Linked DNA regions of Mus musculus: region 2 is linked to region 1. Evidence: chromatin loops called from intact Hi-C (ENCODE). Cell type or tissue: heart. All regions are shown on one strand.

Region 1 (8,000 bases):
CCCGACTTCCCCGCTCTGAGCTGGAAGAGCCAAGTATCTTTGACATTTCTACAGCACTCAGGATATGTTCTTGAATCCTTTCCTGCTCTTGCCTCTCCATCAGATTGTGACCTCAGAGGCTTCACTGTCTCCCCTGAACCTGCACAATATCTAACTTTTAGGTGTTCTGCTAGTGTAGGGCTGCCTATAGGTTTTTGCCACACAGCGTGCGTCACTCCAACATTTGCATTTAAATTCTTTTTACATGTTAGAAGAACCCTTCCCCTTAGGTTCAAGCTCTTGATGAACAGAAGCACCATTTGGCGGTGGACAGATCATGAGGAGGACATCATTCAGTTGGTGGCTACCCTAATTCCTAGGTGCTTCCCAAGCCCTGAGATAGGATGAGTGGGAAGTGAGTTGGAGGGCTTCAGGTTAGAGAGACGCCTTTCATGTGGGATGCCCAGTGTGGTGGAGTTTTATAGCAGATATCCAGCAGGCAGCAGAGCAGTCCATGGGAGGATTGAGTTGAAAGTTCTGATTAGTAATCTTGCTGCATTCCCATCAACTTGCTGTGCCTAGGATGCTTTTCACAGAGAGATCCTCAACAGCTCATGTCTCGAAGCTCAGTGATGGTGGCAGGGCCAGGGCTAAGCCCTATTTTGCTCAAATCCCAAGTCTGCAAAGAAGATTCTTTCTATAAAGAATCCTAGAATCCGAAGTAGCAAGGAACAGGTCAGTATAGTATTTGACTCTTCAGATGTCAGGTTGGGTCAAACACACAGCAACACTGTTACTTCTTATAGATCTTAATTGTAAATGGCCTACTATGTCTAGGTATCTTAAACTTCTCAGACCAGCCAATCCTTTCCAGGCTTAGAGAGTGTACAGTGGAGATGCCATTAACTTGAAGGCACCATTATTCCTACTTTGAAGAGGCAGGGAGGGTGGCTGCCCCAGAGGGGAGTCCTTTACCAAGTTGCAGCTGCTAGATGATCAATATATTCAGCTGTATGGAAAAGCTGAAGGGTTGCCAGAGTGATGCTCTTTGGTTAAGAGGGGTGAAGGAGCTTGGGATGCATGGACATGCAAGGGAGGGAAAGCTGCAAAAATTACTTCAATAATAGGCCAATGGTCCTCCAGGTGTTGGGGGAGAGGTGCAGAAGAATCAACCAATCCCGTCTCCTTTCTTTCTGGGTATGCATACATGTGTGTGTATATGTGGGTGGGTGTGCATGTGGAAGCCTGAAGTCTTAAACCTCTGGTGTTATTCTTCAGGTGCTGTCCACCTTGTCTGTTTTGAGACAGTCTCTCTGTGATGTGGCTAGAGCTTGTTGAATAGGCTATGCTGGTTTCAGTGAGCCCTAGTGACCCAGCCTGAGTGAGCCATCTTCCAGGCCCAGAAGAGCCTTTCTGAAGGGTACATTGATTTCCTTAGAGTGCAACAATGTGTCCAGCTGCCCACGGTATTTTGTATTCGGAGTATAGGACAAACACTAATCAGCACAGCACTGTGCCAAGGTGATATGGCTTTTAGACCACAGGTTGGACCTCCCAAACTGCTTTGCCTATTAGTGAACCCATGTCCTCAAGCAAATCACCCCAAGTTTCTTTCTTCTCCTACCCAAAGAGGGGCCCATTCTTCTGCTCAGGGTGGTTGCACCTGATGAGTATCAATGACCCAGGGATGGTAAGGATTCTGAGGGTTTAGTGAGGGCACAGCCTGGGGCGAGGCTGCTGAGTGTGATTTCCCCTCGCCTCATCTGTGGGATGTACGGCGAATTCTTTAACTTCTGTGACTTAGCTTCTTTCTCTGTAACAAAGTTGGCACTGTTGGCATTTGGTACTAAATGCTGTTTGTCATGAGGCTGTCCTGTGCATTGTAAGATGCTTCATAACACCCTCTTGCCACCAGTTGTTGTGACAACGCAAAGTATCTCCCAACATTTCCAGATGTTCCATAGGGAACAAATTCACCCTTGATTGGAAAACACAGCTCTGCAAGGTAGGACTGTAATAGCCAACTCATGAGATGACTGTGAATATTTAATAAGCATCTCTATAAGAGACTTTTTAAAAAGAAAATACAAACTCTAATTGAATGCATTAATTTTCTTCCCTTCTGCTAAGATTCAAGCTACTTGAGTTTCTCATGTAGGGTGGAGCATGACCCAGATCCCAGGTTGCAAGTGTTAGTCAGAAGGCTCTCCTTGATGACTAATAATTGGTTTCTGGAGGTAGGAAGAAGTTATGGAGTCTGGAAAAATCACCTTCTTGCTCTGCTCAAGGTGGACTGTCCCTAGGACGTGCAGTCTGGCAGTGAGGTTAGCTTTCTCCCACTGAGTACTTGTCCACCTCTGTCAAGATAACAAGAGCAATCCCTGTTTAACGCTCCAGACTCCGAGGGAGCAGTTTTGTTGTGGATATTGGATTTGACTGATTGAACCTGATTTCCAAGCCTTGAGAATGGCAGGTGATTCCTGTTTTGCTCATCTGTGATGTGAGCACCTTGTTGATTGTTCTTGTTTGTTTTAAGGCAGAGTCTTAGTAGACTGGACATGCCTAGAAACTACTGTGTGGCTGAAGATGACTTCAAGGTCCTGACCCTCCTTTTTTTTTTTTTTTTTTTTTTTTTTTTTTTTTTTTTTTAACTCCCTGACTGAGGGGCTTAGAGGCTTATAGCACCGTGCCTGGCTTTGCCTGTTTTTAAAAACAACCAAAATGGGTTTTCAGCTTTGTTTGTTTGGAGTTGCTTGTTGAGTTGGAAGGGAAATGATGGAGAAACATAGCCCAAGTTTAGCCTGAGAAATGCCCCAGTACCCTCTGTGATCTACTTTGCTGACAGTGGCTGTGTGCAAGGCAAACAAGAAGGATTGGAGGACAAGCAGCGTTGTTTGAGGAGTTTGTGATCTAAGAGCGACAGCATAGCATGCATATGGTTAGCGGCAAAGAAGCTTGGCATCAGGGCTGGAGAGATGGCTCAGCGGTTAAGAGCAGTGATTGCTCTTCCAGAGGTCCTGAGTTCAAATCCCAGCAACCACATGGTGGCTCACAACTATCTGTAATGAAATCTGATGCCCTCTTCTGGTGTGTCTGAAGACAGCTCCAGTATACATACATATAATAAATAAATAAATCTTAAAAAAAGAATAACATTTAAAAAGAAATAAACAACAATAATCTAATTTAAAAAAAGAAGCTTGGCATCTTGTTTAAAACAATATGGAAACAGTGCTGATAGCCCCCACTAATTGCACAATGTTACCCATCTTTGGACTTTTCATGGGCTAATTTCATTCAGCCATCCAGCCTCTCTGTAAGAGAGCTATAGTTTCCAGTCCATAGATGAAAGTTTTGAAGCTTTACAAAGCTGGTAAGGTGGGCACCCTAGTGGTTGGAAGGGAGTGGGGCTCCTTGTAGGAGATGGAGCCTGTGAGCCAATGCAGACGTGGACAACAGAGCCTCGATCAAGAAAGAGAAAGAAGGGACAGTGTGGGAAAGACCTACAAGCCAATCAATGCATGCATTTTTGCATGACAGCAAGTGAACCTGGTTGGCTGGGAGGCTCAGCTACAAAACAAGGAAGAGTAGAGGAGATAACACAGGAAAAAAGTTTAAAAAAAAAAAACTCAACAACTCACATCTTTTATCCAGATGTGAAGAAGGCTGCCAAAGTGTTGGATGAAGAGTTTTCCAAAACTTATTTTTATAATTCAGAAATGGAGTGTGTCTGCTCTGCTGCTCATCCTAACCACAACCCAGACCTCCTGTTACCCTTCTTGTTGATTGAAAGTTTGACCTCAAAAATGCACCCGTCTGCTGTTGTAGCTGTGAAAGTAATACAAGACTTTTAAATGAGCAAACTTGAACTAAAGGGAGAGCCCCACTTCTCTTGTTGAACTTGGCTTCCGACTTGATTAGTTCACTGGGCTAAAGTGATCCCTGTACGTAATAAAGGTTGTGAGTGGTAAACTTTTTAAAGTAGACTACTGAGTTTATTCTTGCAGAATTCTACACTATGGAAGTAAGGAACAGCCTCAAACAAGATGAGCTAAAAGGGTCTTACTCCTCTTTGTTGACTTCAGGTCTAACTTGGTGTGCTCAATTTCCAGTATAGGGCTTAGCAGCTGACAGCTCATTTTTGATGTGGAGTTCTTTTCTAGCTCTTGTTGATGTGTTTCTAAAATATTAGTAAAGATTTTTGTGTTACATGCTTGAGATCATAGAAGCATTTTATAATTCATCTTCATCTGGGTTGGACTCCCTAGAGTTTAGTAGAGCCCTGACAGCAAAATGCAGAGATCATACTAGGTTGGCTAACACCTTAGGGGTGGGTGTGTGTGTGTCCTTTTCCTGACCTCAGTGTGCTGAAGAAATTTTCTTGTCACTTGAAAATGATAAATTTCATGAGGATATTGCAGAACTACAGATAGACTCATATGTAGTTAATGATTTGAAGGTCTTTCTTTCTAAATGTTAGCTAAGAAGAGTTTCATGAGGACAAAATTTAAGTAGGGAGACTGAACTTGGAAGTCCTGGCAATAGAAACCTGATTCCAGGGAGAGATGAAACTGAACCTCTAGGAGTGTGAGACAGGATAACCATCCCAACAAAAGCTTTTGTTGAAAGCTTGTTTTTCAAGCGCTGGGTCCAGCCCAGGGCCTGTGCTCTTCCATCAAGCTACACCCTAGCCCTTTTTGGGGACAACTTTTTGGTATAACCCTTCTAAAGTATGAGATCAGTATTTTCTGATCTCATTATGAGGAAAGCTATAAGTTGATGTTTACATACTAAGCAAACTGTATACAACAGTGTCTAGAACAATTCAGCACAGAGAACTATAGACTTGGATTGAGAAAGTTCTGGACAGGAGCTTGCCCTCTCTGTGACTGGAGTGAATCACCCCAGTTTTTGGATCTCTGTGGTATGAGGAGGTTGGACTAGAGTCTCTGGGGGCCATTCTGTCTCTGGAAATTTTCTGGACCCCACAAGAACTCTGTGAAATCAGTTCCCTGGGATTGACCCCTGTAATTAGTATCCTGAGGAAAGAAAAAGTCCTGGCTGAAGCAGGCTGTGGGCTGGTGAGACTAGACGCCATCTTTTTAACATTAGCATTTGCTGTGATTGTTACACTTAGGTTTTGCTTCGCCTTCTCCCAGAAGGATGAGTTCTATGTACTTCTGGCTGACATAAACTGCTTGACAGCTGTGTCCAGGCCCTGGCAGGCCAGCACTGTGGTGAGGTCCAGCCCCGAGGTGACTTCATACAGCTGGTGTTTGAAGCCTGCCTACCCAGACTAGGGTATTTATAGTAGGGGAGAAGCTAGGAAAAAATAAATACTCTACACCCTTCTCTGTCCTACTTGGGACACAGATAGGCATTGTGAGGAATGTAGAAGGCAGTGCTGCACAAGCCAGCACGATATTTTTAAATGCTGTTTGTTGGGGTTGGCAGGCCTGATTTTTCAAAAAGGAGGGGAAATGAGAGTCACTGAGGATGACAGGAGGCCAGGAGTTCTAAAAAGCCAAGATGCAGAGCTTGTTGTCCTGAGGTGTGCAGGCTTTAACTTCTCTCCTCAGTCCCAGAGTTTGAGCAGGACTTGGGAGGTTAGGCTGAGAGGCGAGATTAAACAAGCTTGTGCCCTTCTCTTCCCTATCCACCTCTCAAATCCTAAGGAAAGTCAATGAAGTGTTCCAGATAAGGCAGGGGTCCCTATGTATGAACTGGGGACCTGGTGGTTTGGTCTTCATCTCAGAGCTGGGTAGATCAAGTTATACACGGAGACAAAATTGGAAAGCAAATTGCTCACAGCTGTTCTTTTGGACTTAATCCTCCCAGGGCAAGCAGGACAAGCCAGAACTATGCTGGGATTCAATACAGGAGTGTAATACAAGGCCCCGGGGTAGAGCTGCCCTGAGAATCATCAGAATATTCCCCTATCATGGGACCTTTGTAAAGTCTCACAGATGATATTGTCTATTTAGCTAGTCTCTGAGGAGATTACAGTGCGTAGGGACTCTGGGTTAGGAGCTAGGAGGAAAGTTCAGTTTGCGGTGCATCATTTGTTCAGCAAATATTTACTGAAGACTTTGTGTGGACTGGGCAGTGTTCCGGGGAGCATGGCTGAAAGTGAAGACAGGAGGCACAATGGAGGAGCCACAGTAAGGGCCCTCATGGCTGGAGAAAGCAGCTCCCAGTAGAGGGAATAACAAGGAACTGTTCCTGGTTGCTGTAGACCGCACGGAGATGAGCGTGGTTGGGTTCCTCATGGAGCAGAAGGAAGGAGAAGACGAAACAACACAGTGTTATTGCATAACAGCGCCATGTCTTTAAGGCTGAGTGTGCTGTGATGAACTTGAGCTGATTGACACGATTCCATTTGCAGTTTAAGACGGTTATTCTCTCTGCCCTGTTGGGAATGGACTTTAGTATCAAGTGTAGAAGTGAGATGATCAAGGAAGAGGGGTTTGCAATCATTGAGGTAAAAGAGGGAGGAACTTAGACAAAGTGAGGGTGGGACTTGGACAGGTTGGTCGTGGATGTGTGTATGGTCAGAGCCAATGGTATTTACCTACAGTTTGGTATGTGAGTTAAGAGAGGAAAAACTGAGTGACGACGGTAAGGCTTATGGGCCAGGCTTCACTAAAGTATTGAAGGGGCAGGACTAAGCCAGAGACTTAAGTGTAGATTTGGTTGTTTGTCCCAGATGTAATCTACAGAGATAGTAAGTAAGAAGCTGGGTAGGAGGCAAGGCCACCTTATACTTTCTCAATCGTGTAATAGATTGAATAGCTGTACTCATTTGTTTTTCCAGAGGCATAGCCCAACAAGACTGGTCAGGACTTGGGCAAGAGAGGGTTAATTTCTATTTAACATGTTCAGTTGTTAGCCTAAAGAAGCTCCTTTGTAGATGGCCAATAGCCTACACAAAGGTGATCAGCTCTACTGTTTTCAGTCATTAACACGTGGTCTGTTTAATTAGGTCCACTAGTTCTGTGAACTACTTGGAACTTTGCATACATGTTCTTCACTTCTGGAAAAAACTATAACCCATGTTCAGGCAGCTTTGGATTCTTGCAAGTCAGTCATGAGTGAGTCAGGAATTGATATTGAAAGAATGTTCATAGGATACTGTGTATATCCAAGGGCCTGCTCTTCAGAAGGTGGGGGCATAGGGTAGTTATGGATGGGACCTTATGGTTGCCACTGCCTGACCATCTGTTGTCTCAATTTTCCTCTGCTATTAAACGGGGATATCACAGTTCTCATCAAGTAGCTCTTTCATTAATTCCCAGCAGTAGATTCATGTTATCATCACCTGGAGAGCTTAAAAATATATGTGTCTGTGACTAATATAAGGGCCTTCCTTCAGAAACTCCGAAGGAAATGGTGTGGAAAAGGGCTCAGATGGTGTGGGAAGAGTGCTTGGGAACGTCTGGTACACGGCTAGCACTCAGACATTAGCTATTATTAGTGGGCAGAGCATCACTGTTCTGGAGTGCTTGTTTCTGCCCCACCCAGGCTGATGGCTTTCCTTCACTCCTTAGCTATGATGCTTGGATCGCTCCTCATCCACAGAGCTCCCCAGAGAGCTCCAAGAGAAGCCTGGAGTGCTGGGCTTACCTGGGAAGGGCAAAGTTAGATCTGGAACGGCAGTGCTGAGGTCATGCTGCTTAATCAACTGGTAAAGCTTCTGTTAATTACATCTCTAGGATGCAGAAACTGTCTAAAGAGGTTAAGTAACCGGCTCAGGTCTCACAAGTCATATAATGAAACCGAGGCAGCCTTCCTCCAGATTCTCGAGTTCCCAACTACGCATGTGTCCTCCTTCACCAGAGAAGCCAGCAGACCATAGTGTCAACTCCCATGTCCAGCACTTAAACTACGAAGTGCTGAGCCTTACAGTGTGTACCTGGGCTATGTGCTTCACATGTCTTGGGCCATGTGGTTCTGCCATTGTGTGTATTCTGCATGTAGTCTTGCTGAAGAGCTTGAAGCTCAGAGAAACCCCCTGAATATCA
Region 2 (8,000 bases), 110 kb after region 1:
GTTATAAGAAATATACTATGATTTCGTCTAGGGAGGGACCTTGAGTGACCATAGCTCTGCAGATAAAGAGCAGCAACATGCTAGCATCCCTTTTGTGTGGAGCACATTGTGTGACATTCCCTACTAAGCCTATACTGTTCAGTGGGGCCTCAGTATCTCTCTGCAAGGCAACCTTCCCCTAGACCTGTGAGCTCTGTGCTTGGGAAGGGAGTTAAAAAAGAAAAAACAGTAGGAAATTAGAGTCACATGCAGGGCAGGGCTTGTGAAAACGAGTGGGAAAGCATTCTACTGACCTGAATCAGGCCAGGAATAGTGTACACACTCTGTGGCAGAGTCCTGAGTTCATCCACATATCTCTCTTGACAGGGAAAATAACTCTACACTAGAGTGTGTGTGTGTGAGAGAGAGAAAGAGAGAGAGAGAGAGAGAGAGAGAGAGAGAGAGAGAGAGAGAGAGAGAGAGATGTGAGATGTATTATTATGGCCCTTTTAAAGAGCATTCTATCCATTTCTGTTTCTTATGATCATATTTTTCAGAAGGGTGGTGTATCAGGCCTGGGCCTAACTGGTGAATGACTAGAAGAGACTAGAACTATACTCCTGAGCCCTGGGCCCTTGGCTTTTTACAGTGTTTCAGATCTCTCTTCTCCCTGACCCCAAAGCTCTCAGACATCATGAGTGTGTCCCAGCTTTCAGGTCTACCCCTTCAGGGCCCCTATAGCCTTACCTGCCTCATCTCTACCAGGACCCCACTTGTTAGCCTTGAGAGCTCTGCCCTCCCAGGATGCCTTGCTCCCTGGCAGCTCAGTGTCACAGCACCAGCCAGACACACAAGGCAGGGCCTAGAACACAGGATTAGTCACAGCTGCTGCCCTGTGGGGTGTGTCACCAAGAGATTAAGCTTAGAAAGTGAAAGAAGCTCCTGTCAGGGATCCAGGAGTCTGTGGATCCCTCCCCTGAGGCCTGGAAGAGGATGGGCAACCATCTGGCCATGTGGTCCTTGATGGTGGTAATGCCTGGAGGCAGAGGGTTGGCCAGCTGGGGTGGTAGCCTAGACTATAACCATCCTGAGGAATGAGGAGAAGGAGGACTGTATAGACATGCATGGGAGGCAAGAGACCTGTTCTCTTGCCAGCAAATTGCTGGAAGATGTCATCAGTCATTAAGAATGGAAGGAGACACAGAGTTAAATGTTCAGGGTCAGATTGGGGTAAGGTGACCAGACCTGTGCATCAGAGCCCAGGACCCTGAAGAAGTAAGGCCAGGGAGAAAAAGTGGTAGTTACAATGGCTACCAGGCTATTTGCTCAAAACGTGGGCCCTAGCTGCAGTTCCTGACCTCCCTCCCTCAGCTCTACATAGTGCCTCTTTGTAGAGGGAGACCTCTTCCAGAGGCTTTTGCCAGTATCTCAGACCCTAAACCAAGAGTGTCTGTACTGGGATGGAACCTTGCAAGACCTGCTGTCATTGAGTCTTCATTCAGTTAGTGTAGTCTTATCTAAAGAATAAAGTTGTGCTCAAAGATACACTTTTTGAACTCAGCCTTGCTGCATTTCAGAACCTTCAGCCATCAGTGTGAGAGGAAGCTTGAATTTTGTGGCAGTGTGTTAGGTTGGCTCTCTGGATCAAAGCCTGCCTAGCTTCAAATCCCCAAACCAGATGGCCTCATGCCTGTCACTTCAGCTTTATGTCTCAATTCTGCTTAGCATAGGAACAATAGTAGCAACTTCAGGATGCTCTAAGATTAATATATAAATATATATAACAGTGTCTGGCATGTGGTATATGTGAAGTCTTCATTACCACATTAAGGATAATCTCTGAGAAGACTAGAATTGTTGATAGACCCTGGCAGATCAGACCAAGGACTTTAAATAGCCCTCACAACACAACCAGAGAAAATTATGACTTAAGCATGGCTTAAACAACAAAAACACAGGGCTTCTGGTATTCCCAGATGCAAATATCATGGCAAATGAATTCACACTTTAAAGGAACAAAACTTTGGTAGGACACCTCCACCTAACCCCCAGTCATTACCAGTTCCTAGTTAGCAAATGTTTCAATGTCAGGCTGTGGGTTAGTAGTTTGCCGTTGGTGAGCATATCCTCGGAGATGTGTTCTAAGAGTCCAGTTCAGCGTTTCTTCCTCTGATTCCCAGAGACTGTTCCTTCTTGGTAATATGAAATTCCAGGCCTGCTTCTTTAGATGGCTCCCCAAGTTCTGGGGACATGACCCTTACTTACACAGATGAGCCCCACAGTGAGGACAGGCATCTATTTTCCTTTGTTCTGTTCCAGATGCAGAAGGGTGATGTTCAGAGGCACCCACCGGTTGGTGTTCGTTGAGTCTAAGTGGCTCGTTAATCTTTTGCTCAGCTTGCGAAAGTGTTTTCTTATCACATAATAGAGATGATGGTGATGGGAGCTTCATGCTACTGACTTGTGATTCCCTTAAATACCACTTCAAGAAGATTTGCAATGTTAAGCTCTTTTCTCCATGCCTCTTCCCCGCTTTTTGTGCATTAAATCTCCATCTGTTTACCCAAAATGGAAGTAAATGAAATAATAGCTATTGAGTGGTTTAAGTATTGCTTCCATGTTCCCCCACTTTGCATTGCCAGTAACCTCCACAAGGACTGGTATGTAGTTTTCAGATCACACTGAGGGCCGTCTCTCCCATCCAACACATTCCCTGTCATCTCTCCCTCTTTTTTCTTTTTGAAATGATCTTGTTTAAGTGTAAATCTACTTGTTTGGCCATTTCTCACCCCTTGAAAATGTAAACATCATGAGTCTTCTTTGTTTCTGACATAGAACAGTTCCTGAAACACAAATTATTAAATATTGTCTTCAGCTAGCAAAATAGCCAATGGCATCTAATGGTTGGGGTCTGTGAAGTTAGGGCAAAGGGGTTCCTGTTTTATCATTTACCAGATATGTGACTGCAAGCATTTAATTTCCCAAACCTCTTACTTGAAGTGGAAATGACTTGACCTATTTCCAACTGAGTTCATGGAGATCAAATAAGGTAATACACAATATAAGCTCCCCATATGTGGTAATTGCTAATGAACTGTGCAGATGTTATTATCATAAACTTATGGAAGGACTAAAATAGTCATGTTTAGTTCACAGATAATCCCAAAACATTGGTAAGCTTAAAAATCATATCTACTCAAAGTGCGTATTTTCCCCCTTTGCTAGTATACTTCCCTCTTCAGTGTCTGTCTTTACTTTCTTGTAACTCAGCAGGAGGTAAGGAACCTGGTGAGGAGCAAAGAGGATGGAGGTAGACCAGATGTCCCAAGTTGAGAACTAAGGTGAAGTGAGAATTGTTTGAAACTGAAGTGTTTATAGATGTATTAGAGTTTAAACTACTATCCGAGGATTCAGAGTATTCTACAGCCTTGATTTTCTCTGGCCAAGCAAACTATCAGTCATTTTCCAACATTCATTTGTATTGTGTTCCTGGCCTCCTGCTCATTAAGGTTCAGCTACCATGGTACCTGTGTGTGACCTGCTGCCAATGCATACCTAGGAGCAATATGATCTGACTTGATTATCTTTGTTGTTTCGGTAAGAAGCAAGAATTCAGCCTAGTAGAATATATTACTCTATCTTACCCACACTCCAGAGGGGAGGGGAGTCAATAGTCACTTCTGATGGCACTTCAGGATGGCAGTCCAGGATGCATCATTCTTAGAGAACATTAAGGGATTTTGTGTAGACCCTCAACATTAAGATCAAGCCTGACAGTCTCTGAAGCACTTTACCCAGCTCCGTAACAGTTCCTTGCCCATAGCTCTTGGAGGAAACTTTTCTTGTTCCCATTTACAGCAGACTGTAGGTCTGAGCAGGACCTGGGGGCCTGAGGAGGACCCAGACATGCCAAGGTCTCAGCTAGAAAGAAAGAGGCAAAGTAGAGTTCAGGCCGGGAATTCTGATTATAACAAACCAGGGACTTCTTACTGTGCACTCTCTCTTGCCTTCCCCAGACTGAGAGGGCAAGTCTCGGACCTCTCCATCAGCTCCCTCCCCTCCACTGTGACATGGGTGGCTGGCTCTCAACTGCTTCCCATCAGACTTGGTTTGCTAGCTCTGGGTGGCCAGCCTGAATGTGGGCATCTGCCAACATCCGAGAAGGAGCGAGCCAGGGATTTGGAGCAGACAAAGAAAGTGGCAGTGCCAGATAATAGAGTACGGAGACAGAACAGGATCCTGGCCAGGCCTCTGACAAGTGCCCCTGCGGGCTGCCCCTTGCCTGGGACTTCCTGTCCCATTGTTACAACCGCCAGTCTTCACACACACAAAAAAAGAAGACTGGGAACTGCCCAGCCCAGGCTTCATTCATTTGGAGTTACATGACAGCAACAATCCCTTTTGTCTGTAGTGTGGCTGTGTTTCTGAGAGTGCCTGGTATAGGGAAGGCCTCCCTCTCAAGGGATCCTGCATTTTTGAGGTGCTTCCGAGGCCCTTCTGGAGATGATTCAGACCCTGACAGTGCGAGCAGCTAGGAGCTTTAGCAGATCAAGAGCCAGACCAGGCTCGTTTTCTGGCCTGCCCTCACCTGCCTTCCAGGCATCTCCTTAGATTTATTCCTTCCCACACAACCCAGACAAGCAGCCTCTCAGCTGGCTGTGGCTTGCCCTGCCCCCTCCCTTTCCCATGTTTAGTATATGCAGTTTTGGAATGGGGTTTTTAATATTTTGAGTGCACTCTTTGAGACGCTGGTGTCCAGCTTTCAGTTCAGAGTCTGTCGAGGATGTGAGTAAAGGTGGAGTCTGGGCAGCATGGGTACATGGCCCACGGAGGTGTCCCATTACACCTCCTATTTCTCTATTGGCCAGCAGATTCAATGTGCCCTATATGGCAGCTGGACATCATGGAAGATCCCAGTACATTTGTCATGTTTTCTAAGGGCCAGTCTAGTTATGGTTTGACTACTATATGACCTGAGTGATGTGCCTTGGCTTTCACACTGGTAAGACATGAACTCATGACAAACCTCTCTGGCAAGCAGCTGAAGGGTCAAAGGTGATATGCAAATGGCCTCAGGCTTGCTTGGCATAAGTTGGTGCCCAGATCCTAGCAATATAGTATGCAAGTCAGAAGTCTGTGCCAGAGTATTCACAGGGCTGCAGTTGGGCTATAGGTGTAGAAAGCAGAGTTAGATCCAGCACGGGAGCCTGCCTTTTCTTCCTCATTTCTGACTGCTGCCTCCCATCCACATCCCCACCCCCATCCACAGGGTCACTATTTACCTATCAGGAATTCCTCTCTACATGAGATCATCTCTGTCTACCCTAAGTTCAACATAGGTTGTTTCCCAGACATTTTTAGAAGCTCCATATGTGACACTTTCGAGTGTGTCACCTTTCTTCCCTAGACCGCAGGTGAGTGGGGAAGCAGATAGAGTATGATTTCACTCAGCTACATTTGAATAGAAATACCATTTCCAGGGCCTAGCTCAAAAACTCCACCATGTTCCCCATCCCAGCAGGTAGATGTCTGTGGGATAAATATCAAGTTGTCTTGGGAACAACTGAGCCCTGGGATCCTGATAAGGCTACCTTCCTGGCAGAGTCCAATGAGCTGTGGCAAGTGCCCACAAGAGAAAAGAGTATTTGCATAGGTTGGAAGTCCTGGCCTGTCTGGCTTTTAGATGGTGAGAGAATGTATGGTCCGTAGTCAGCTGTGTCAGCGAGTATGGAAAGAGAAAGTGGGTCTCTGGCACATGGCAGCACTGGGCCCTGTGGATGATGTGTGACCTATCGTCCAAGAAAGCCACACCGGTGGCCCAGGAGTTGAGAAAGGTTTGCTGTCACACTCCTGCCACCCCATGTGTGTGGGTAGCAGTGATACCCTGGCCTGCTGGATCAGTCCAGCAACAATGCCGAGACATGCTAGCCTGAGAATGGATCTGATAGCCTCAACTATGAAGGCTTAAGGCCCTTCCTGCTACGTGGAAAAGGGTGTGGTGGCGACCTGCATGTAGTCTCCATTGGCACCTAGACCTCCTCACCCACATAAGATACCTCCAGGAGTCGAGGCCGGTTGTGATCTTTCCATCATGACTCAAGGCTGCATGTTAGCACAACCACATCACCACATCTGCCTCTCCCTTTCCTGCCTTATCCTAGTTTTCCAGCTACTTTCCTAGAGCTACCTTAGCCCCAGTCTGCCTGGTTCTAGGAAGTCCTCATGAGACATTGCCAGCTTTTTATCTAGGAATTAACTGTTTTTATCTAAAAAGAATATTCAAGTTACCTGAAGCCTTCAGGAACAAAAGACTAGGAAGTCTCTCTTTGCCTTCAGAGTGCAGCTCAGGAGTAAATGGACCCCTGAGAACATGACCCAAGGGCTGAGTAAGAAATATGCCCTTTGTTATAAACTCAGTAGATGGCTCCTAATGGACTTTCTTTGCTGAAAGATGGCAGGAGATGACAGTGAGCCTTAGAAAAATTGTACTCAAGGGAAAAGCCCACAAAATCCCACACAAATAAAAGAATACAAACCTGGTAAGTCCTGTATGTCATAGGGCATGTTGCTGAAGGGGAGCATGGAGGTATGCCAAGCTGGTGGGTGGGAGGAAATGCCCTTGCAAAACAGGTAGTGTGGATCAGGCAGAGGGACTGCTGTGGACAAAGATTCTTTAGTCAAGTGCCCTAACACTGTGAGGATGAAGTGCCTCTTTATACCTGGCCATCCCCGTGTTGGCAACAGCACTTTCCTTCTCTCTCAAAAGTGGTCCAGAGTGGGAGACATATTACAGATGCCCCTCTTATTGTGAGATGGGTCACATCTTGGTAGAATCATTATTTTTAAATATCTCAGGTAAAAACATTCACTGATCTGGACACTATTTCATTTTTTTGTTTTGTTTTGTGTTCTTGAGATTCAGTCTGGTCTTGCTGCATAGCTCAGTCTAGTGTAAAATTCATTCTGTAGGCTAGATGCCCATCAAGTCATGATTCTCTTACCCCTGTCTCCCAAGTGCTAGAATTACAGATGTGTGCTTCCATGCCTAGACGACCAAAGACTGATCATAAATATAGATTCTATGTAATAAATGGTTGTTGAATACTTAAATAAAAGTAAAAAGCATGATGGCTGCATGAGTGCATGCTTGCCATATCCCAAAGTTTAAAATACCATTAGGTAAAGTCAGCCAGACATGGTGACACACAACGTTGAAGGCCTGTGTAGTCTGCATAGTAAGTTCCGGGTTAGCCTAGACTACATGGTGAGACCTTATCAAAGAGGAGAAGGCAGGCAGCAAGGTGGTTCAGCTGGTGGAGGCTTTGTATCCAAGCCTGATGACCTCAGTTAGATCCCTGGGATCCACATGATAGAAAGAACTGACTTTCTATCATACTGTAATCACACACACACACACACACACACATACACACATATACACATACAAACACGCACATACACATACAAACACACACACAGGAATCATTTGTAAAATTAAAACAAAATAAAAACAGAGCTAAAGGACAAACTGAGTGGTCATGAAATGCATTCTGAGAAGGGCCTTGGAGGGTGTGCCCTTCCTGGTTCACAGCCCATCTCTGCTGCTGCTTCGTGAATAGCACTGGGTGCTCTGCTTGTCCGTGTGTAGAGTACACACTTTAAAGAGTACCTGCTTTACAAAGTGATGATTAATTAGTAGGACGTAAGGGACTTAAAATTACCTGTTCTATAAACATTATTCATTAGTGACTGTCTTTTCAGCCTCATGTCCCAATTGTCATACAGTTGACTGCACATTCCATTGCTGACAGATTCCTTGGAGACCTCTAGAGCCACCACCAGCAAGAGGCCGGAGAAGGATCATATCTCGTTGTGACTAGGCCATGTTTGAAATTGAAATTCATATATCATATTAAATTTAGTCTGGTAAGGCAATCCACCCCAATCCTGGTGCACTGATACAAGGACTCACTTGAACTCCAACATTCAAGGCCAGCCTGGACAACAAAATAGCAAAGTGG

What was found. A loop is a pair of places that touch in the nucleus more often than their neighbours do. Peaks named below come from ENCODE experiments on the same cell type or tissue, not always from the same donor. Only the 100,000 strongest peaks of a DNase experiment are listed, where the experiment ranks them.
Region 2: it touches region 1 in a loop (2.3-fold over the local background); 6 of 42 quality-filtered maps call a loop at or near these places.

What each region holds. Positions count from the first base shown.
Region 1 is chr2:103,572,743-103,580,742 of GRCm38, forward strand. All of the region lies in intron 1 of Abtb2 (ankyrin repeat and BTB (POZ) domain containing 2), which reads left to right. It overlaps 8030431J09Rik (a long non-coding RNA gene), which reads left to right. Exons shown (of 2, transcript XR_866592.2): 1 at 1-8,000. Among named protein-coding and RNA genes, the nearest start is that of 8030431J09Rik, 4.6 kb to the left of the region's middle. In heart, a CTCF peak has its summit at 3,349; a DNase peak (open chromatin) is centred at 5,209; H3K4me3 peaks cover 1,425 bases; H3K27ac peaks cover 3,114 bases.
Region 2 is chr2:103,686,442-103,694,441 of GRCm38, forward strand. All of the region lies in intron 3 of Abtb2 (ankyrin repeat and BTB (POZ) domain containing 2), which reads left to right. Among named protein-coding and RNA genes, the nearest start is that of Nat10, 71 kb to the right of the region's middle. In heart, no CTCF peak of the experiment used is centred here; a DNase peak (open chromatin) is centred at 4,100; H3K27ac peaks cover 965 bases.